Regions from separate parts of the Homo sapiens genome. Here regions 2, 3 and 4 are each linked to region 1. A link is a loop called in an ENCODE intact Hi-C map of the cell type or tissue named here. Cell type or tissue: PC-3. All regions are shown on one strand. Each heading gives the region's core, and the rest is flanking DNA. Links, peaks and the distances in the headings are about the cores only.

The links. Peaks named below come from ENCODE experiments on the same cell type or tissue, not always from the same donor. Only the 100,000 strongest peaks of a DNase experiment are listed, where the experiment ranks them.
Region 2: a loop joins it to region 1, with 14 times the contacts of the local background. A loop is called at or near these places in 2 of 110 quality-filtered maps.
Region 3: it touches region 1 in a loop (11-fold over the local background); 3 of 110 quality-filtered maps call a loop at or near these places.
Region 4: a loop joins it to region 1, with 6 times the contacts of the local background. A loop is called at or near these places in 2 of 110 quality-filtered maps.

What each region holds. Positions count from the first base shown.
Region 1 is chr3:67,717,242-67,722,652 of GRCh38, forward strand. All of the region lies in intron 3 of SUCLG2-DT (SUCLG2 divergent transcript), which reads left to right. Among named protein-coding and RNA genes, the nearest start is that of SUCLG2-DT, 65 kb to the left of the region's middle. In PC-3, for the core only: no CTCF peak of the experiment used is centred there; a DNase peak (open chromatin) is centred at 2,300; H3K27ac peaks cover 1,269 bases.
Region 2 is chr3:67,607,961-67,613,371 of GRCh38, forward strand. SUCLG2 (succinate-CoA ligase GDP-forming subunit beta) reads right to left here. Exons shown (of 11, transcript NM_003848.4): 2 at 1,495-1,636. Among named protein-coding and RNA genes, the nearest start is that of SUCLG2, 44 kb to the right of the region's middle. In PC-3, for the core only: no CTCF peak of the experiment used is centred there; a DNase peak (open chromatin) is centred at 2,691; H3K27ac peaks cover 2,244 bases.
Region 3 is chr3:67,645,187-67,650,597 of GRCh38, forward strand. All of the region lies in intron 1 of SUCLG2 (succinate-CoA ligase GDP-forming subunit beta), which reads right to left. Among named protein-coding and RNA genes, the nearest start is that of SUCLG2, 6.7 kb to the right of the region's middle. RefSeq lists a silencer at 2,319-2,613 and an enhancer at 2,319-2,613. In PC-3, for the core only: no CTCF peak of the experiment used is centred there; DNase peaks (open chromatin) are centred at 1,595 and 2,545; H3K4me3 peaks cover 321 bases; H3K27ac peaks cover 3,821 bases.
Region 4 is chr3:67,780,829-67,786,239 of GRCh38, forward strand. All of the region lies in intron 3 of SUCLG2-DT (SUCLG2 divergent transcript), which reads left to right. Among named protein-coding and RNA genes, the nearest start is that of SUCLG2-DT, 130 kb to the left of the region's middle. In PC-3, for the core only: no CTCF peak of the experiment used is centred there; no DNase peak of the experiment used is centred there; H3K27ac peaks cover 1,504 bases.

The sequences.
Region 1 (5,411 bases), core at 139-5,138:
GTGTTACTCCCCAGGGATTCTGCCTTGCAGGATCTCATCAATCAACCCATTTGACTTATTACCATTATGTATAATTTTGAGGTTTGTGTCAAAGGAACAGGTTTGTCGTGGTTGCTCTAATTATGGGGAAATCATGTGTAATACATATTACACATGTATTTTTATGGCAGGTCTTTTACGAAACAGGCTTAGTTTCTAATAATTTTACAAAGGAAGATGGGGGTGGTTTAAAGCTTAACTGGAACAATTTTAAATGCATGTTGGACTGAAGACTTATGGATTCAGATGTTTCAAATCTGTGTTGAAAACTGCTGAGAATATACTCAGAATCTTCAGGATTTAATTCACACATAGATGTGTATATTTTACATTCACATTATCCTTTATTTTATTTTTAACTAGAGTTAAGCATAATTTTACAGATATTCATATTGTTAGCAGATGGCTGCATTCACACTAATAAACAGCATTTTAAAATTTAATTTTTTTTGAGATAATTGTGATTATCTCAAAATACAGATTCATATGCAGTTGGAAGAAATATCACATACCCTTTACCTAACATATTTCAAAACTATATAGTACAATATCACAACCGGGATTTGGATATTGATACAGTCAAAGACAACATTTCTGTCACTTCAGTGTTCTTCATGTTGACCTTTTATAGCCATGCCAACCTCCCTTCCACCCCCTCCTTAACCCCTGGCAAACATTAAATTTTTTGTTTTCCGTTTCTATAATTTTGTCATTTTCAGAATATTCTATAAATGGAATCATATAGTAACTAACCTTTTGTGATTGACTTTTATCATCATGCATAATTTGGTATCTAGGTAATACTAGCTTCATAAAATGAATTGGGATATATTCTCTACTCTTCTATTTTCTGGAAGAGATTTTGTATAGACTCAGTGTAAATTCTTCTTTAAACATATGGTAGAATTCTCCAATGTAATGATCTAGGCCTGGAGATTTCTTTTTCTTGGAGTTTTAAAATTACAATTCAATTTTCATAATAGCTTTATGGCTATTCAAATGATCTACTTCATATTGGATATTGGGTGAGTTGTGGGAGTTTATGTTTTTTTTAAGAACGTGTCCATTTTATATAAATTGTCAAATTTATGTGTGTAGAGTTGTTCATAGAGTTTTCTTATTATGCTTTTGATGTCTGCAGGATCTGTAGTGATATCCCCTATTTTGTTCTTGATACTGGTAATTGGTGTCTTCTCTCTCTCTCTCTCTCTGTCTCTGTCTCTTTTTGGTCAGTCTTATTAAGGTTTGTCAATCATATCGATCCTTTGAAAGAACCAGGTTTTTGTTTCATTGATTTTCTTCATTGTTAGCTTGTTTTCAATTTCATTAATTGCTGCTTTCATCTTTCTTATTTCTTTCCTCCTATTTGCTTTGTATTTATTTTGCTCTTTCTTGGTTGTTGAGGTAGGAGCTTAGATTCGGGATGAGCATTTCCTCTCTCTAATGCTTGCATTTAATGCTTTAAACTTCCCACTCAGTATGTCTTTAGCTGTGTCCCACACATTTTGATATGTTGTATTTTCATTTTCATTTAGTTCAATGTATTTTTTAAACTTCCCTGAGACTTCCTCTTTACACATGAATTATTTGGAATTGTGTTGTTTAGCTTCCAACTGCTTAGGGATTTTCCTGTTATCTTTCTGTTATTAACTTCTAGTTTGATTTCACTGTGGTTGGAAAACATTCTGTATGCTTTCAATTTTTTTTTAATTTGTTGATGTTTGTTGAATGGCTGAGGATATGGTCCATTTTTGTATACGTTTTGTAGATACTTGAAAAGATTATGTATTCTGCTCTTGTTAGGTGGAGTGTTCTGTAAATGTTGATTAGATTCTGTTTGTTGATGGTGTTGTTGAGTTCTATATCCCAGCTGATTTTTTACCTAGTTGTCCTATCAACTGTTGAAGAAGAGTATTAAACTTTGTAACAGTAATTGTCGATTTGTCTGTTTGCCCTTTCATTCCAATTAGTTTTTGCATCTCATATTTTGCAATTTTGTTTGGTACATACTTATTTAGGATTGCTATCATTTGGCAGATTGACACTTTTGTCATTATGTAATGTCCATCCCTGTCTTTGGTAATTTTTTTTGTGTGCTGATGTCTATGTTATATGATATAATGCAGTGACTCCTGCATTCTTTAAACACTTGAGATATAATTCATGTACCATAAAATTCCTCTTTTAAAAGTATGCAGTTCAATAGTTTTAATATATTTACAAAGTTATACAACAATGACCACTGTCTAATTCCGTGATGTTTTCATCACTTCCCTTCAAAATATATCCGCTATTAGTCATATCCCATTTACCCATTTCTCTAGCCCCTGGCAACCACTAATTTGTTTTCTTCCTCTATCGTTTGCTTATTATAGGTATTTCATATAAATGGAATTATACAACAGTATCCTTCTGTGTCTGGCTTCTTTAACTTAGTACAATGTTTTCAAGATTCATTTATGTAATTAGCATGAATTAATACTTCCTTCCTTCTTATGATTGAATAATATTCCATTGTATGAATACAGCATCTTTTGCTTGTTAATTTACCAGTCGATGAGCTTTTGGATTGATTCTATTTTTTAACTATTTTTAATAATGTTTTTATGAACATTTGGATATAGAGATAGGTTTTCAATTCTTTTGGATATATAACCAGGTGTGGAATTGCTGGGTAATTCTGTTTAATTGCTTGAGAAAGTGTTAAACATTTTTTTTTTTTTTTGAGATGGAGTCTTGCTCTTGTCACCCACACTGGAATGCAGTGGCACGATCTCGGCTCACTGCACCTCCGCCTCCTGGGTCTCCTGGGTTCAAGCCATTCTCCTGCCTCAGCCTCCTCAGTAGCTGGGATTACAGGCACCCACCACCACGCCCAGCTAATTTTTGTATTTTTTTAGTAAAGATGGGGTTTCACCACGTTGGCCAGGCTGGTCTCGAACTCCTAACTTTGTGGTCTGCCCGCCTTGGCCTCCCAAAGTGCTGGGATTATAGGCGTGAGCCACTGCACCCAGACTAAACTTTTTTTTTAAGTGGCTACACCATTTTACCTTTCATTGTATGAGGATTCCAATTTCTTCACATCCTGCCAATACTTTTTATTGTCGGTCCTTTTGATACACGCTTTCGTAGTGGGTATAAAATGGTACCTTATTGTGGCTTCGATTTTCATTTCCCGAGCATCTTTTCATGTACATATTGGTTATTTGTATAAATTTCTATCTAGCACTTTTGCCCATTTTTAAATTGGTGTTGTCTTTATATTATTAATTTATAAGAGTTCATTATATACTCTGGATATTAGACCTTTATCAGGTATATGATTTGCAAATATTTTCTTCCATTCTGTGGGTTGTCTTTTCACTTTCTTGGTACTGTTCTTTGAAGCACAATAATTTCCAATTTTGATGTATTCCAACTTACCTATTTTCTCTTTCATTGCTGTCATATCTAAGAAACGATTGCCTAATTTAAGGTCATGAAGTTTTTCACCTATGTTTTCTTTTAAGAGTTCTATAGTTTTAGCTCTCATATTTACATCCTGATCCATTTAGAGGTTTTTTTTTAATATAAGGTGTGAGTTACAGTGTCCAATTTCATTTCTGTGAATACATTTCTTTTGATTAATGCTTCCATGACATATATTTTTCTGTATTTTTACTTTAACCTACCTATCTTGTTATATTTAATGCAAATTTCTTGTAGACAGCATGGATTCTATTCCTTTATTTGCTGTATTTAGACCATTTACATTTAATGAAATTGTTGATATGTTAGGGCTTAAGCCTGCCATTTTATTTTCTGTTTTCCGTTTATTCTGTCTGATTTTTCTGATTTCATTTTGTTTCTCTGGTTTGTTTTTCTTTCTGTCATCCTGTGGGTTGCTTGAACATTTTCTAGATTTCATTTTCTAGAATTTGGTTTATCTATAGTGTATCCTTTTATTTTTTGAGTCAGAGTCTCACTCTGTCACTCAGGCTGGAGTGGAGTGGCATGATCTCAGCTCACCGCAACCTCTGCCTCCTGGGTTCAAGTGATTCTTAAGCCTCAGCCTCCTGAGTAGCTGGGATTACAGGCATGTGCCACCACACCTAGCTAATTTTTTTGTATTTTTAGTAGAGACAGGGTTTCACCATGTTGATAAGGCTGGTCTTGAACTCCTGACCTTAAGTGATCCACCCACCTTGGCCTCCGAAAGTGCTGAGATTACAGGCGTGAGCCACTGCGCCTGGCCTATCTATAGTGTTTCTGAGGATATCTCTTTTTATAGTGTTTTAGTGATTGCTCTATGTATTATATGTACACAGCCTAGCATAGTCTACTGATGTCATTTTACCAGTTTGAATAAATTATAGAAAATTTGTCTTTCTTTATTTTTATTTTGTTTTCTTTATTTTTATTTATTTATTTATTTTTTTATGTTGCCCAGGTTGATCTCAAACTCCTAGACTCAAGTGATCCTCCCACCTTGGCCTCCCAAAAGTATTGTGATTAAGGCTTGAGTCACTGCTCCCAGCCAAGTTTCTTTACCCTTTCTCTTTTATAATTGTTTTAAATATTTTCTGTGCACACATTTAATATCACATCAGATAATGTTATAATTTTTGTTGCACTTATCAAATGTAAATGAGAAAATTGGAGAGGAGAAGGAAAGTCTATTTATTTATCTGTATTTTTGTTTGCCATACTCTTTTTTCCTGCTTGATATTCTACAGTTCCTGCTTTTGTCATTTCCTTTCTGTTTAGAGGACTTCCTTTAATCTTTCTTCTAGGGTAGGGATGCTAGAGACAAATTCTCTTAGTTTTCTTTTATCTGAGAAATGTCTTAATTTCTCCTTTATTTATGGAGGACATTTTCTCTGGATATAAAGTTCTGGTTTGGCACTTCTTTTTTTCCACACTTAAAAGACGTTGTGAGAATTCCTTTTGGCCTCCATTGTTGCTGATGAGAATGCCACTGTCATTTGGATTGTTTTTGTCTTATAGGTGTCATTTGTTTTTTGCTGCTTTCAAGATAATTACTTTGTCTTTAGTTTTCAGAAGTATGACTATGAAGTTTCTTGGTATTTTGGACTGAATTATCTCCACCACCACTGCTCCTCCCCCTCAAATCTATATGTTGAAGCCCAAATCCCCCAATATGATTGAATTTGGAGATAGGACCTTTAAGGAGATAATTAAGGCTAAATGAGCTCATAAGAGTGGGGCCCCAATACTATAGAACTAATGTCCTTTCAAGAAGGGGAAGAAACACCAGATCTTTCTCCCTTTCTCTCTGTCTGTGGATGTAGAGGAAAGGCCATGTGAGGACACAGTGAGAAGGTACCATCTGCAAACCAGGAAGAAAGGCCTCACCAGGAACCTACCCTGCC
Region 2 (5,411 bases), core at 188-5,187, 110 kb before region 1:
TCTCAGGTATGTCTTTATTAGTAGCATGAGAATAGACTAATACACTCCTAAAGACTCGCAATAGCATTGGGAAATAAGTACTATTAGCTTTGACCTAAAGAAACTGAGGCAAGGACGGAGAAGGTACTTCTGCAGAATTACAAAGCTGGTAAAGGGAAGGCAAAACACTGAAGCAAAGTTAGCTTGACTTTAAAGTCATGCCCTTGTCTTTGGTCTCCTCCAGTCACTCAGAGGGTGCTCTCCCCATGTTCTAAGGGACTTAAAGAAGGATGTCGACAACTGACTCACCCTGCAAAGGCTTCTCAAGCCCTTCAGCCATGTTTCTCCCAGCCACTAACCCACAGCTGACAGAAGTGGGTGAAATAGTGACTAAAATCTCTGAAAAATTACCATGAAGCAACATCCCATGTGCTGCTATCTCAGGTAAAAGAATAAAGTTTTCCTAAATTGATGTTTTTTGCTTTTTTAAATTGCAGTTATCATTTCCTTTATTAGTTAACATGGATCACAATTTCCTTTTTGTGTTATCAAATATTGTTGAAGGCTTCCATCCACTCCCTGCACACATTATTGAACGATGCTCCACTGTTGTACTATTCTTCATTTCAAAAAGAGCTGGGATGAAAACACCCTAATGCTCATACTGTAAGAATTTCTGAGGATACACCCTCCCTAAGGGATACTGAAAAGAAAGGGAAGTTGTTTGTTGTTCTAATTTTTTTTTTTTTTTTAAGAGAGAGAAGGTCTCACTCTGGCGCCCAGGCTAGAGTATGTTAGAGTGATCATAGCCCACTGCAATCTCAAACTCGTGGGCTCAAGTGATCCTCCTGCCAAAGCCTCCAGAGTAGCTAGGACTACAGGCATACACCACCATACTAGGCTAATTTTTTTAGTTTTTGTAGAAACGGGTTCTGCTATGTTGCCCAGGCTGGTCTCAAACTCCTGGACTCAAGTGATCCTCCCTCCTCAGCCTCTCAAAGTACTGAGATTATAGGCATGAGCCACCCCACTGAGCCTGTTCTAAGGTTTTTGACACTTAGGCCAAGTGCCTCCAGTGAGTGATCCTGGCGGAACTGAGGACACAGAGGTGCCTGTGAATCTCATGCAGCATGGGTCAGGCAGGGCCCAGTCTAGAGGAAACCTCTAGGTGTGCCAGGGAAGAAAGGCTCTATTCTCCTACACCCAGGCCATCACACTGAAGGCTGTCCTGTGATTCCACATCTCCTCCCAGGTCAGCAGGACTGAAGACTCACAGGGACAAAGCTCTGAAAGCAGACCCCTCCCTTCACGCTGCAGTCACCATGTGATTCCTGCACACTTACACACATGTACATGAGGCAATCTGGACTTTTTTGCTTTTGCAGTTCTAAGCTCTCCCCTGTATCTGTCCCTGTCAGTTTAATCCACAACAAAAAAAATTAACTAGTGGGAAGCCACTACCTGTGAATTCACTGATTTGGGCAAGTGTATTTCACCCATTATGAATCAGCTTACTTAGTCTCTTAGCAGCCTCGAGAGCTTCATTTGCAGTGTCTGCTACAAAGAATCTTTGAACTCTCACTCCGTTGTCAGACATCAGTTTCTTGCTCTGGTATTCCTGCAGGTTCAGCCATCTTCTGGAGGTTAATTGAACTGCCTACAGAAATTGAAGGAGAGAGGTAAGAACATTCATTAATAGCAAGAAAAATAAAAGTCAACCTACATGGCCAGTCTTAGAGGTACTGTTGACTGGCAATCTGCAACCCAGAGTTGAGAGAAGCAAAAGAAAAAAAAAACCCACTTAAATTCATGCCTAATTATTTTTTAACAAAAACTGTTAAGGACAACTACACACACACAAATGAATGCAGGTTTTTTAAAAATGCTGAAAGCTGAGTGAGCTCTGTGATCTAGTTAACAGTAATACACAAATATCAATGTCTTGCTTTTGATATTGTACCACAACTACATGAGGTGTCAGCATTAGGGGAAGCTGGATGAAGAGTACATGGGGCTGCTATACTATTTTTGCAACTTCCTTTGAGTCTACAAGTATTTCAACATAAGTTATTTTAAAAACTGTTAAGGACTCTATTACATGGATATGGCTCCCCCCTTCTCACCCCAAATAAATAAAGAGCATAGCATTATTTTAATAACTGTATATAGACTGTTAATCATTGTAAGGTTTTTCAGGAAATTTGTTTAAACACTCTGAAGTCACTGGGCCACAGACTAATTCATTTCTTTACCACAGTTTTTAACAGAGTCTGGGTAGGGCCATTGTGTGTTTAACGAGATTATCTCTTTCATCCACCAAGGTTGAGTGCAATAACCTGAAAGACTGACTATTAATTAAACTAGTTCCTAAACTGCAACTTGTGTATTAAAGGAAATTTGCTTAAGTTTCAAGTAGAAGTGGTTTTCCAATATGCACTACGTGTTTATCTGTGTTAAAAGGACACAGTCAAAGGACACAATAACATGAACAAATAAATTCCTTACATTTTATCCAATAATATCAACAGTATTCCCTACCAAATCTGTAAGCCCCATTTTTAAAAGAAGGAAAAAAAAAAAAAACCAGGAAAAATGAATACACTTAATGTAAACTCCTTTCCATCCATGAGTCATATGCAAAGGAAACATTACTCACAAGAGGAAGGATGACAATACAGTTAATGCACAAACCAAAAAAATCAATCACACAACTGGATCACAAGACTGGTAGTACATGGACATCATCTGATACAATCCCTACTGGCTTCTGTCCACGGCTTTGGTGGATGTCCAAGGCAGTGTCACACAGATCATAAAAGTGAGGCCCACAGGGCTTCATCACATGGAGCCATTACCTTTTGGGACATCTACTGTGTCCTTAAAATGTCATTTTCTTCTGGTATCCCCAAGCTATGATGTATTCATGGAGCTCTTTTGAAATAGGGTGATTCAAAGCTCTATACCCCCACTACTAGACTGTGTTCCACTAAAGGGTAGAAAGTGTGCCTTAAACTTCTCTGTATCTCTGTGAAGAAGGTGACAGTGCTTGACATATGAAAGACACCCAAAAAATGCCACTTGGATGGCCAAATGAATCAACTCTGCCTTTTGTCTCCTGATATGGACAATTTTTCATTCCCAGAAACTGGCCACCTCTAAAAATAAAAAAGTACAAGTTAGTCCTTAAGATGTGAAATAAACATAATATAATGTATACATGCTGGTAAAAAATTCAAATTTCAACATGATCAAGCCTAAAGATAGCTCTCTGTTCCGTCCTTGTAGCTGCTGGTAATGATGGTTTGGTTTTGCTTTTAATATTGAAGTTGCCTATACTTCTTCTTTAGAAATAAATAATACTGGGATAAAAATAAATTGTCAGACAAGCAATGCTCACATCATTTACCGTATATTATTTTTTAACTACACATTATTTCTTAATCTTACTTTTTAAGTCTTGATGAAACATTAGTAATTTGAAAAACACAAAATTCTGTAAATGAACATACTCAAAGGCTTTATAGTCTTAATAGCGTGTTATATAACATACAAAGAAAAATACGAGTTTAAGGCATTTAGCGAAAAAGCCCCTTAGTGAAAGAAAACATTAAACATTAGCTGTGTGCTATTATCTAGGACCACTCTTAAAAGGCAAATAGGAACAATCAATAGATTATGTCTACGTTGACATAACAATTTAAAGCCATTAACCAAAGAAAGAAAAAATATAGTTTGAAAAGAGCATTTGAGGGAGACTAAAAACAGCCACAATGTGGTTGTGGTCAATTCCTTTTCATCAGAACACTCGCCATATTAATTTTAGATATGTTAATGCAATCTGCTGGAAACTAATTGCAATTGATCCAGAGGCCAGCTTCACAGACATGTAACATATATTGACTGTTTCCACACTGACTCAAATGAAAGCCAGCTTGAAGTCTGTTGCTCTTAAATTGAAAACCAGGACAATGAGCACAGTTCCAAATCCACTGATGACACCCGGCTATCACTCCACAAAGGAATTCTTTTACAGAATAATCACCTATTTTTGTCAATCCAAAACTTGGAAAACTAGGGCCCTGACTGGCTCTAAAACTTCAAGACAACTCCACTTATTAAGAATTTGTAGCTGGGTGTGGGCAGGCGCAGTGGTTCACACCTGTAATCCCAACATCTTGAGAGGCGGAGGCAGGAGGATTGCTTGAGCCCAGTAGTTCAAGACTAGCCTGGGCAACATAGTGAGACCCTGCCTCTACAGAAAGTGAAAACATTAGCTGGATGTGGTAGTGCATGCCCACAGTACCAGCTAATTGGGTGGCTGAGGCTGGAGGACAACTTGAGCCTGGAAGGCTGAGGCTGCAGTGAGCTATGATTGTGCCACTGCACTCCAGCTTGGGTGCCAGAGTGAGACTCAGTCTCAAAAAACAAAAAAAAATGTGATACATCTACAGAAGTATAATTTATGTTTACTTCTGCATTCTCAGTTGTAAAAAAAGGGTGAGAAGAAATCTGCTATGCAAATGGATGGTAGAAAGTACGCTGGAAATGTAATATAAACTGCTGAATAATAATAACAATAATAGTTCCATCTACTATTAATTGAGCACTTATGAGCTAGGCATTATATTAAATATTCATGTTTCATGGTTAAAACAATCAGGAAATGTCAAGAATTATTATCTCTCTCTGTAGCTGTCATTAGTGCAAATCAAGAAATATCCTCGGTCTTCTTCCTTCTAGGCACTTCCTTACTTCAGCTGAAGTTAGGCGATGCCGTATCTACTACCTAGAGTTAGCACCAGATCCCCCAGGTTAGAGGCTCAGTCCCACAGGACTATACCCACTTGAGATGCCAGGCACAAGCCCCAGGTTATTTTACCTGTGCTTCTGACCAACCAGTTATCAATTGGGAGTTCCCAAGACCTCCTCCTCGGGTTTAACTAATTTTATAAGATGGCTAACAGAGCTCACAAAAACCACTGCTGACATTTACCAGTTATTTATAAAGGATATGACAAAAGACACTGGTGAACAGCCAGATGGAAGAGGTGTACATAACAAGGTATGCCCATGGAGCTTCCATGCCCTCTCTGGGGGTACCACCTTGCAGATACCGCCACATATTTGGCAATCTGGACACTCTCCAAACCTTGTCCTCTTAAGATTTTATTATTTTATTACATAGGCATGATTGTTACCTCATTAGCCATTGGCGATTAACTCAACTTTTAGTCCCGCTCTCTTCCCCAGAGACTGGGAGGATGGAACCGAAAGTCCCAACCCTCTAATTATGCTATGGGCTTTCTAGTAACCAGTCACAATCCTGAAGCTACCTAGTGGACTCCAACCACTAGTCATCTCATTAGGGTAGAAAAGACACTCATCACTTCAGATATCCCAAGGGTCTTAGGAACTGTGTGCCAGGAACCAGG
Region 3 (5,411 bases), core at 272-5,271, 72 kb before region 1:
CTGTAAGTCTCCCCACATATTAAAATTATATTTTATACAAAATATAGTCATAAAAGCTATTTTATACTGGTCATAAAAGCCTCATCATATACTCATATCAAACAAAAAAGAAAGGATCCATTAGACACTCACAACATGCTATGCTGTGAGTTTTGGACGTGGGACTCCAATCCTAAAAGCGTCCTCAGGCCCACCCTCGCTTAGGACAAGTCACAAGCCTTCTGCCTCCATTTCCAACCATCCTATTCAACACTCAGCCATTCAGTCCTTCTGCATCATTTTAAAATTCATGAGGATAATCTGTTTACAACTTCACCATCTCAAAATTTACTTAGTTTTTCTAATGTGCCAAATAGCACGTATATTTTTTTCCATGGTAATTATAAAAAAGTTAAAAGCTGAAAAATTCCTTTTTTCCCTGTATTGTTGGCTTTCAATTTTAATGATACATCACTTTAAAAGAGCCCTGAATCTTAACAAAGAAACACTCATCATTAATAGTTTATTCCCTTAATCAAAAATAATTCATAACTCTCCACTTTCTATTACTTATTAAAGGCCCACGTAAGCCCTCAGGCTGGAATGAGAATGCCTATGAGAACTGGTTTTCCCCCTTTCTTTCAAAGGTAGGAAAGGACTTACTAACTCAAATAAGTCCTTCAAGTCCAGATGGTATAGCATAGCATCTCAACAACAGGTAAGAGAGTACAAGCAGAAGCTGGGGACAAAAAGCAAAGGATAAAAAATAGTTCCTTATAAAAATGTGAAGAGATCTCCATTGATAAGGAGAAAACCTTAATATTTTCTGGTAAAGCTATAATGCTGATCCCTACTTCTATTCAATGCTGTGGGCAAGCCAATCAATGCTGTGGGCACGGGGAAGGGAGGGGAATGGAGGGGAGGGCAGGGGAGGGGAGGGGAGGAGAGGGGAGGGGAGGGGAGAATATGGTGCCCTAAATGGATCAGGCCACTCCCCAGACACTGTACCCAGAGCCCTGAGCCCTGCTTCAGGCAGGGAGGAAAGCATGGTGCTGTTCCTCTCCACAGGCCTCCCGACTTCAGCCACAGACAATAAGATGGGGGTGGATCCCTTACTTAAAACCAGACAATATCGAAACAATAAAGTTTGGCCGGGCACGGTGGCTCACGCCTTAATCCCAGCACTTTGTGAGGCCAGGTGGGTGGACCACCTGAGGTCAGGAGTTGAAGACAAGCCTGGCCAACATGGTGAAACTCCATCTCTACTAAAAATACAAAAATTAGCTAGGTGTGGTGGTGTACACCTGTAATTCCAGCTACTTGGGAGGCTGAGTCAGGAGAATCACTTGAACCTGGAAGATGGAGGGTGCAGTGAGCCAAGATCTCACCACTGCACTCAAGCCTGGGCAAGAGAGTGAGACTCTGTCTGAAAAAATATAAATAAAAATAAATAAATTCAGCTTTCAGAGACACTGAAATGTGAAAAAGAAAAAAAAAAGGTATCTTACAAAGAAATATAAGTAATTGTCACAAGATCACAAAGCTATGGAGTGCTGAAGGCAAGAGTTAAACCCGGGCAGTCTGATTCCACTCACGGTGTACGTCTAGTATCCTGGCATAATGACTCACAGCATTGAATCGATGCCAAAGTCGCCCAAATGATCTCCATTCTTGCATTTCTCCAACCCTCTCCACACTATATCCAGAAAGAGTACTCTACGCATTAAACTGCCCTTGCCACTTCACTGTCTAAAACCCTTCAATGGCTCCCTATTGCCCTCCTCAAGAACAAGCTTAGCTTCATTACCAGGCCTACCAGGATCAGCGATCTTGTCCTTGCTCTTGTCTCTGGCCTCATTTCTCACCGTAAACTCTACAAGGCAGCCCTCCTGAACCTCCTTAGGGCTCTCAAGTCACAACTCTGGGACTAAGACAGCCCACAAATGGAAATACAGCAAGCACAGGGAGAAATGGATGGGAGCAGAAAAAAGATGCTAGTCCCCCCACTCCAACCCACAGGACCCAAACTTACACAAACCATGCCTTGTGCTTTGCCATGTCTCCATTAACAATTCATATATTATGTCAAATCCCTCGAATTTTAAAATAAAAATAAAATTCAAAGGTAAATGTTAGAAATCTATGCATTTATGGCTACTGCCTAAGTCCTATTCTTTTGGAATCATTTCTAGAAAGGGTAAAAGCTGACCATACTCAGTACACTGGTCAAAGTCTGAACCCAGAATACCAGGAAACTCCATCCTCCAACACCATCCCCCAAAGCCCACTCTGCAAAGGCAATGACATTTCACAATTTCTCCAGCATTCTTGAAACGCTGAGGGCAGTAGTTTGTGCTAAGCACACAGTGAAAGTCATGTCCAGTTGGCCGTTGGTTCATGCTGTGGCTACTGCCAATTCTTTAAGTGTTCCCTCACCTCAAATCTTTGATGCACGAGGTCCAGCAGTCGTCACTACTAAGTCAACACTGAGACATGTAAATGTTTGTGAAATGAGTAATAACCAGGATGGTACAATTAAGCTCCCCATGAGCTCCTCCCCACTGCCACCTCAGGCCTCACCAGACATTCATCCCAACTGTGGAATCCTGAAGATAATCAGAGCCCGGGAGGCAGATCTTCACCCCTCTGAGCCTCAGATTCCCCAGAAGTAAGCTGGGAACAATAACTCCTATTTCACATGGCTACTGCAAGGATGAAGTGAAATAAAATGTATGGAAGCACCAAGCCAGTGACTAATCCTGAGATGGCAGCACATGATAAATGCTTACTGAATCTGGGAAAGCAAAATTATTCTAGCTCAATAAAGCCTTTTAAAAAGACCAGCGAATTTAGCTTCAAATTCAGTGCAAGAGAAATAATCATCCTGGGCCCACCATCGGGTCATATGCCAAATGTCTTAAATATCATCTTATTTAATCTTTGTAACTATCTGTGCAAATGATCCCCTTTTCAAGTAACAGTAAATTGAGGCTCAGTCAGGTTCAATAATTTGCTCCAGGTTGCAGAGAAAGAACATGGGAGATCCCATAAGAATTTGAACTCCGTTGAATTTGAACCCAGACTTCGTGTCTTTAATCTCCCTACTACTCTGTTGACAAGACCCTGAAGCCAGAGAGAGAGGAAGGTGGATAAGAGTCCAGAAAGGGCAACCATGCCAAGTTGATCAGCACACCTTCATCAGCACAAGTCCAAATGACCAAAGGCGAGTGTCACTCAAGGGCAAAAAGATGGGGAAAGGTAAGCAATCAGTTTAACTGCCTAGTTCAGCCCAACTAGGATCTTTCAGTGACAGAGCTTAATAATTTAACAGCATAAGTCCTTTATCAGCATGAGGCGGGTGACTCCCTGGCACTGTGATTTTAAGCAAATGACTATAGGGCCTCTCTATGCCTCTGACTGCTTCTATAAAACATGGAGACTGTGAAATCTCCCCTGCAGTGATGTTGTAAGGGTTAAAGAAATAATGTGTGGAGATTACTTCACGCAGCCTTGTTATATACTACATGCCCAAGGAACAGTTCTATGATTATGAGGACCCTTTCACAACTAGGATTTCTATAGCCCCTTCCTTCTTCCTCATTTGCTGAAATGAGCCACATCATCCCTCAACTTCTCCTGTTCCTTACCTCCCTCTCCCTTCTCTGTGCACCCTACTCATTGACTGAGACCACAAATGCTTACTGAATACCAACTCCGGCCAGCTGGGGAATCACTCACGCTGTTACATTAAGCTGTATCACTTTGCCTTTGTGGAGCTTACATTCTTAAACTTGTAGGAGAGCGGGGAAGACGGCCAATGAACAAATAACACTACCAGGTACAGTCAAGTGTTATAAAGAACAAAGCAGATAAGGGTACAGAGAATAATCCCTGGAAAGGCAGGGCTGGGTAAGGTAATTAGGAAAAAGCCTATCTGAAGAATCAACGTTGAATCAGAAAGCTGATGAAGACAGAGATCAGGCAATGAATGATCAGAGGGAATAGTTCTGCAGACACAGGGTAAGTGGTTGACAGAGGCCAACAGTATCTTAGAAGGCTAAGAACACAGCTCAATTGCAGTACCCACTATGTTTTAGTATAACTACAGGTTTATAGGCCAGTTGTACCTCTGTGCCCTCTGAAGGTAGGAGCTGTGTTTCTTATTCCTGTCTGCATTCACTCAGTCATATTTATCTGCCCAACATTCTATAAAGAATGAGCTGTAATAAGCATTCAGAAAATATTTGCTACATAAATGATATTTGTTTGATTTTTCAGTTGTGGGGGTTAATTTTATTCCCTGCTGAATTCTGGGCTTTCTGAAGCCCCATTTAGACTTCTTTGTATACCCAAAAGTGCCATTGTCCCTCAACTTCTGCTATCCACCTCTCCCTTCTCCATACTAAACTGCTCACTACAACTACTCTCCCCCTGTTCTCTCACCTCTGCCTCTGCATGAATTCACCTGGACTGCCTTCTTCATCACCTCCACCTTCCTCACAAACTCTCAAGATTAATCTCCAAATTTCATTAGTGTACTGATATTATCATTTGTTCAAATATTTCCAAATCTCTCAAGTTCTTCAGTAAAACTTTTCCATCAAGTAACAGAAAGTGATGCATCAAGTGACAATTGCAGATTGAGTGGTAAAGACAGCTGAAGGACAAATGATCTGAGGTTACTTATGTAATTTCTTTTCCTCCCCCAAATATGCCATATTTCAGTGACTTTCTGGGCTTTGCGCCTGCAGAACTAGACCAGGGTACGAGGGCAGGAATGTTCTCACTACTGTGGGTCTGTGCACTCAATCACTCACCCATAAAAGAAATGCCTTATTTACAGCAAACAAAACCAATTTAGGACAAAGCTATCACTTAACGGTCTTCCCCACAAGGAAGGTCAATAGTTTAGCATCTAAATTATTTGAGATGGATTCCCTTTTCTAAAAGCAGAAATTGCAGCTGTACTTCATTTTAAAAAAAGAAAAAAGTCAAATATTTATTCTCCTAGGCAAGAGGGAGATACAGGTAAGTCACAACTTCCAATGCAGCCGCCACAGCCTCATTTAGCTGATAAGAACTTGCCCATAACCTTTAGTCCTTCACTTACAAAAGTCATGCATTCATCTTTCTCCTCCCACTTCCGTAAAGGCAGAAAATTAGGCTGGAGCCATTCTTTCTGAGTATACAACAGCAGGGGCATGGGTTTAAGCAGTTTCTTTGACAACATACATTCCTCTGTAAGTCCCTGGACAGAAGCTCTGGGCTGCACAGAAAACATACAACAAGGATTCTAAAATAGGAGGCCTGGCCAGGCACAGTGGCCCACATCTGTAATCCCAACACTTTGGGAGGCTGAAGGGGGCAGATCACTTGAGGTCAGGAGTTTGAGACAAACCTGACCAACATGGCGAAACCCCATCTCTACTAAA
Region 4 (5,411 bases), core at 279-5,278, 64 kb after region 1:
GTCAGGCTCCTCTGCTGCAGGTCTGCTGGAGTTTGCTGGAGGTCCACTCCCAACTCTGTTTGCCTGGGTATCAGCAGCAGAGGCTCCAGAACAGCAAATATTGCTTCCTGCTTTTTCCTCTGGAGACTTTGTCCCAGAGGGGCACCTGCCAGATGCCAGTCAGAGCTCTCCTTTATGAGGTGTCTGTTGGCTCCTACTGGGAGGTATCTCCCAGTTAGGATACATGGGGGTCAGAGAGCCACTTGAGGAGGTAGTCTGACCCTTAGCAGAGCTTGAACACTATGCTGGGAGGTCTGCTGCTCTCTTCAGAGCTGTCAAGCAGGGATGTTTAAGTTTGCTGAAGCTGCGCCCACAGCTGCCCCTTCCCCAGGTGCTCTGTCCCTCAGGTGTTCTATCCCAGGGAGATGGGGGTTTTATCTATAAGTCCCTGGCTGGTACTGCTGCCTTTTTTTCTGAGATGCCCTGCCCAAAGAGGAGAAATCTGGCAGTCTGGCCACAGGGTCCTTGCTGAGCTGCAGTTGGCTCCACCCAGTTCGAACTTCCTGGTGGCTTTGTTTACACTGTGAGCATAAAACCGCCTGCCCAAGCCTCAGAAATGGCGGACGCTCCTCCCCCAAGCAAGCGTGAGCTTCCGAGTTCGAACTCAGACTGCTGCTGTGCTGGTAGCAAAAATTTCAAGCCAGTGGATCTTAGTTTGTTGGGCTCCGTGGGCGTGGGACCCGCCGATCCAGACCACTTGGCTCCCTGGCTTCAACACCCCTTTCCAGGGAAGTGAAAGGTTCTGTCTCACTGGTGTTCCAGGCACAACTGGGATATGGAAAAAAGAAAAATCAAAAAACAAAACTCCTGCAGCTAGTCCGGTGACTGCTCAAATGGATGCCCAGTTTTGCGCTTGAAACCCAGGGACCTGGTGGGGTAGGCACCAGAGGGAATCTCCTGGTCTGTGGGTTGTGAAGACCATGGGACAAGCACGATATCTGGGCCGGAGTGTGCACAGTTCCTCAGGCTCAGTCCCTCACAGTTTCCCTCGGGCAGGGGAGAAAATTCCCTGACCCCTTGCACTTCCCCGGTGAGGCGACGCCCCACCCTGCTTCAGTTCACCCTCTGTGGGCTGCACCCACTGTCCAGCCAGTCCCAATGAGATGAACTGGATACCTCAGTTGGAAATGCAGAAATCGCCCGCCTTCTGTTTTGATCTCGCTCGGAGCTGCTGACCACAGCTGTTCCTGTTTGGCCATCTTGCCAGCAATCCTGCCTCTCTGTTTATATCACACTTAGAACACTACAATCACTTTAAGAAAGAAATTGGTGACATTGAAATGTGTTTAGAGAAGAACTGTTTAGAATCAGGGGGAAGCACAAAAACATGACATATGAAGAAAAATAACCAAGAATACAGTATTTATCACAATAAAAATCAAGCTCAGGGTAAAATATATAGCTCTCCATGATTTTGGAGTGCTCCCATGTGTCTGAGGACTTAGAGTTGTTCTGTAAGACCAACAGATATAGTGTTTTTTTTTTTTTTTTAAAGGGATTCCATTTCTTTTAGGAAGAATTTTTTCAGATTTAGGAAATATTATTAATACTTCCAGGAGGTTTTTTTTTTTTTTTTTTTTTTTTTTAGATAGAGTCTCACTGTGTTGCCCAGCTCACTGCAACCTCTGCCTCCCAGGTTCAAGTGAGTCTCCTGCCTCAACCTCCTGAGTAGCTGGGATTATGGGATTACAGGAGGAGCCTGTCACCACAGCCAGCAAATAGTTGTATTTTTAGTAGAGATGGGGTTTCACAATGTTGGCCAGGTTGGTCTCAAACTCCTGACCTCAAGTGATCCCCCTACCTCAACCTCCCAAAGTGCTGGGGTTACAAGTGTGAAACACTATGCCTGGCCTTTCTTTCAGGAGGTAAGTTCTCTCTTTGTTCAGCTGAAGAGAGTTTAAGCAATCACTATGTAATAACTCAATAATTTTCTGGAGGTTTGAACTTCATAATTTTTTTCAATGATAACATAGAAAATATTTTTTCCTTTTGCTTCTTCCAGTGGCTTTATTTAGTTTATTTTTTAATTGAAAATAAAACTTTGTGTGATACTGTAGATAAGATACAGCTGTAAAAAATAATACAGAAAGCTCCTAGGTACCTTTTGCCCAGTTTCTCCCAATGGTTACGCTTGTCAAAATTATAAGAACTAGGATATTGACCATGATAAAATTCAGCAATCTTATTCAGATTTTCCAAGTTTTATTTATACTTATGTGTGTGTGTGTATTTGTGTGTATTAAATTTTATACCGTTTTATTACGTGCAGGTTCTTGTATCCACTGCCACAGTAATGATACTAACAGTTCCAACACCACAAGGATCCTCTTGTTGCCTTTTTATATCCACACTCACCTCCTGCTTGCCACCCTCCTTCTCCAACCCCCACTCCCCATCCCCTAACTCCTGCCAACTACTCATCTACCTCCATCTAAATTATTTTTCATATTTCAAAATGTTACATAAATGAAATTAACAGTGCTATGTAGCCTTTTGGGATTAGCTTTTTTCACTCAACATAATTTTCTGAAATTCATCTAAGTTCTTGCTTGTATCAATAGTTTGTTTCTTTTATTGCTGAGTAGTATTCCATGGAATGTACTTGTCACAGTTTGTTTAATCATTCATGTGTTGAACATCTGGGCTGATTCCAGTTTTTAGCTATTGTAAATAAAACTGCTATGAATATTTGTGTATGGGTTTTTGTTTTGGTAAACATAAATTTTAATTTCTCTAGGAAGTGTCTCCAGGAGTGCAACTGCTGGGTGTTATTGTGGTTGCATGTTTAGTTTTAGTTTTGTTTTGTTTTTGTTTAAGAAATTGCCAAGCTGTTTTCCAAAATGGCCAGACCAGTTTACATTCCCTGTCTGTCTTTTTAAACATTGTAGTTTATCTTCTGTTTGTGGAATCTTAGCTGGGCTAAATGAATCCCAGTGTGGGAAGGATTTTAGAAACCTTGCCAAGACACAAAAAATAAAGTATGTTCTGAACTAATCTGAAGAAGAGAAAATCTTGTTTAACTAAACCTGTCTATGTAACAAGGTCATAAAAAAGGCTACACAATAAGAGAGAGGATCGTTCTTTTGGATTTTCAGAGAAGCCTTTGTTAAAATTCCACATGACCCAATGCTACTTAAAACCAAAGTCATGGGGATTAAAGGGGAAATATAAAGAATCAAAAATCTAATTCACAGTGAGTTACGCAGGCTGCTTTGTGCCTGGATTCTTGTGTACTTACAGCTGTCTACAGCACATTCCATCTAGAGTTGCTAGATGCTCTCCTTTAAGGTGTTAGCTTTCCCAGACATGCTTTGATGTCCTAGCAGTACCAACGTGGGCAGAGTGTCATGGGCTGCAAGGAAATGGGAGAATGCTGACACTTTCTTTACATCCTATCAGGACTCTTTGGAATGAAAGATACATTTTAGTTATTGTTTTCATTTTGAGAACAATAAGCACATATAATTAATTATGATATTTACAGTTATAGCCACCATTTTGAGTTTCTACCATGTGCCAGGATCTGTGCTAAATTACATACATTATATACAGTTCTCAAAATCAGCCTTCAAAGAAGGTATTTTTTTAGATCTCCAATTTATAAATGAGGGAGGTTAGGTCATCAAGTTTAACCACATATATTCATTAGACTACTATGAAACAAATTCAAAATTTTTATTAATTTCCATGCTAAGGAATTCTAAATGCCCAGTTTCACCTATGACTTCTCTATCTACCGTGATTCATTACTGACTGCTGGGGGCAGGGGAAGAATTAGGAGGATGGGTAGTAGAGGTAGAGTGGCTTAAGGTACACAAATATAATAATCATAATTATAATCATATTTTAATTATGCCATCATTTATTGAGTTTCTGCTATGTGCTGGGATTTCTGCTAATTTTGATATATAAGGTCTTGACTTCAAACAAAAATAATCTTGTGTAAAACAGTCACGTAAATACATGAGGAAACAGGCTTAGAAAGGTGAAGTGATTTTTCATAAAGTCACACACCTGGAGAAAATTCTAAGATTCAATCAGTGATCTACCTGACTCTAAAATTATTGCTCTGTTTGTTTGCATATCTCTATGTATGTATATCAATGGAAAACACACACCCACACCCACACTCACTCATACACACACAAATTCGTTATTAGAGAAATTAAGATTCTTGGTGATATGGTTTGGCTCTTTGTCCCCACCCGAATCTCATCTTGCAGCTCCCGTAATTCCCACATGTTGTCAGAGGGACGTGGTGGGAGATGACTGAATCATGGAGGTGGGTCTTTCCCATGTTGTTCTCATGATAGTGAATAAGTCTCACGAGATCTGATGGTTTAAAAATGGTAGTTTCCCTGCACAAGCTCTCTCTTTGCCTGCTGCCATCCATATAAGATGTGACTTGCTTCTCCTTGCCTTCCGCCATCATTGTGAGGCCTCCCCAGCCATGTGGAACTGTAAGTCCATTAAATTGCTTTTTCTCCCCAGCTTTGGGTATGTCTTTATCAGCAGCATGAAAACAAGCTAATATGGTAAATTGGTACCAGTAGAGTGGGGTGCTGCTGAAAAGATACCTGAAAATGTGGAAGACATTTTCCCCATTGTCTTGAGGATTAACATTCGGCTCCTTATAAATTATGCAAATTTCAGCAGTCAGCTTGAATTTCTCCTTAGAAAATAGGATTTTCTTTTCCATCGTGTTGTCAGGCTGCAAATTTTCCAAACTCTTATGCTCTGCTTCCCTTACAAAACTGAATGCCTTTAACAGCACCCAAGTCACCTCTTGAATGCTTTGCTGCTTAGAAATTTCTTCTGCCAGGTACCCTAAATCATCTCTCTCAAGTTCAGTGTTCTACAAATCTCTAGGGCAAGGGCAAAATGCCACCAGTCTGTTTGCTAAAACATAACAAGAGTCACCTTTCTCCAGTTCCTGAAAACTTCCTCATTTCCATCTGAGACCACCTCAGCATGGATTTCATTGTCGATATCATTATCAACATTTTAGTCAAAATCATTCAACAAGTTTCTAGGGAGTTCAAAACTTTCTCACATTTTTCTGTCTTCTTTTGAGCCCTCCAAACTGTTCTAACCTCTGCCTGTTACCCAGTTTTTGTGGCTGGTAAGTCTGATGGAAAACTTTGGGTAGTTGTCTTCAACAGTTAACAGAATATAGAAGAATAGGACTAGTGCAGTATCATGCTCATTGACCTGGTTTTTTCATGTTCATCAATCTCTCCTCAGTCTCAACCATTCCCCTTTCTACTTATTTACTACAAAATTTCTTTGTCACTGATGGATCAACACTCCTTTACTTGTAGCTGGTGGTACATAATTCCCACTATCTATTATATAGGAGCTCCATACTGTCT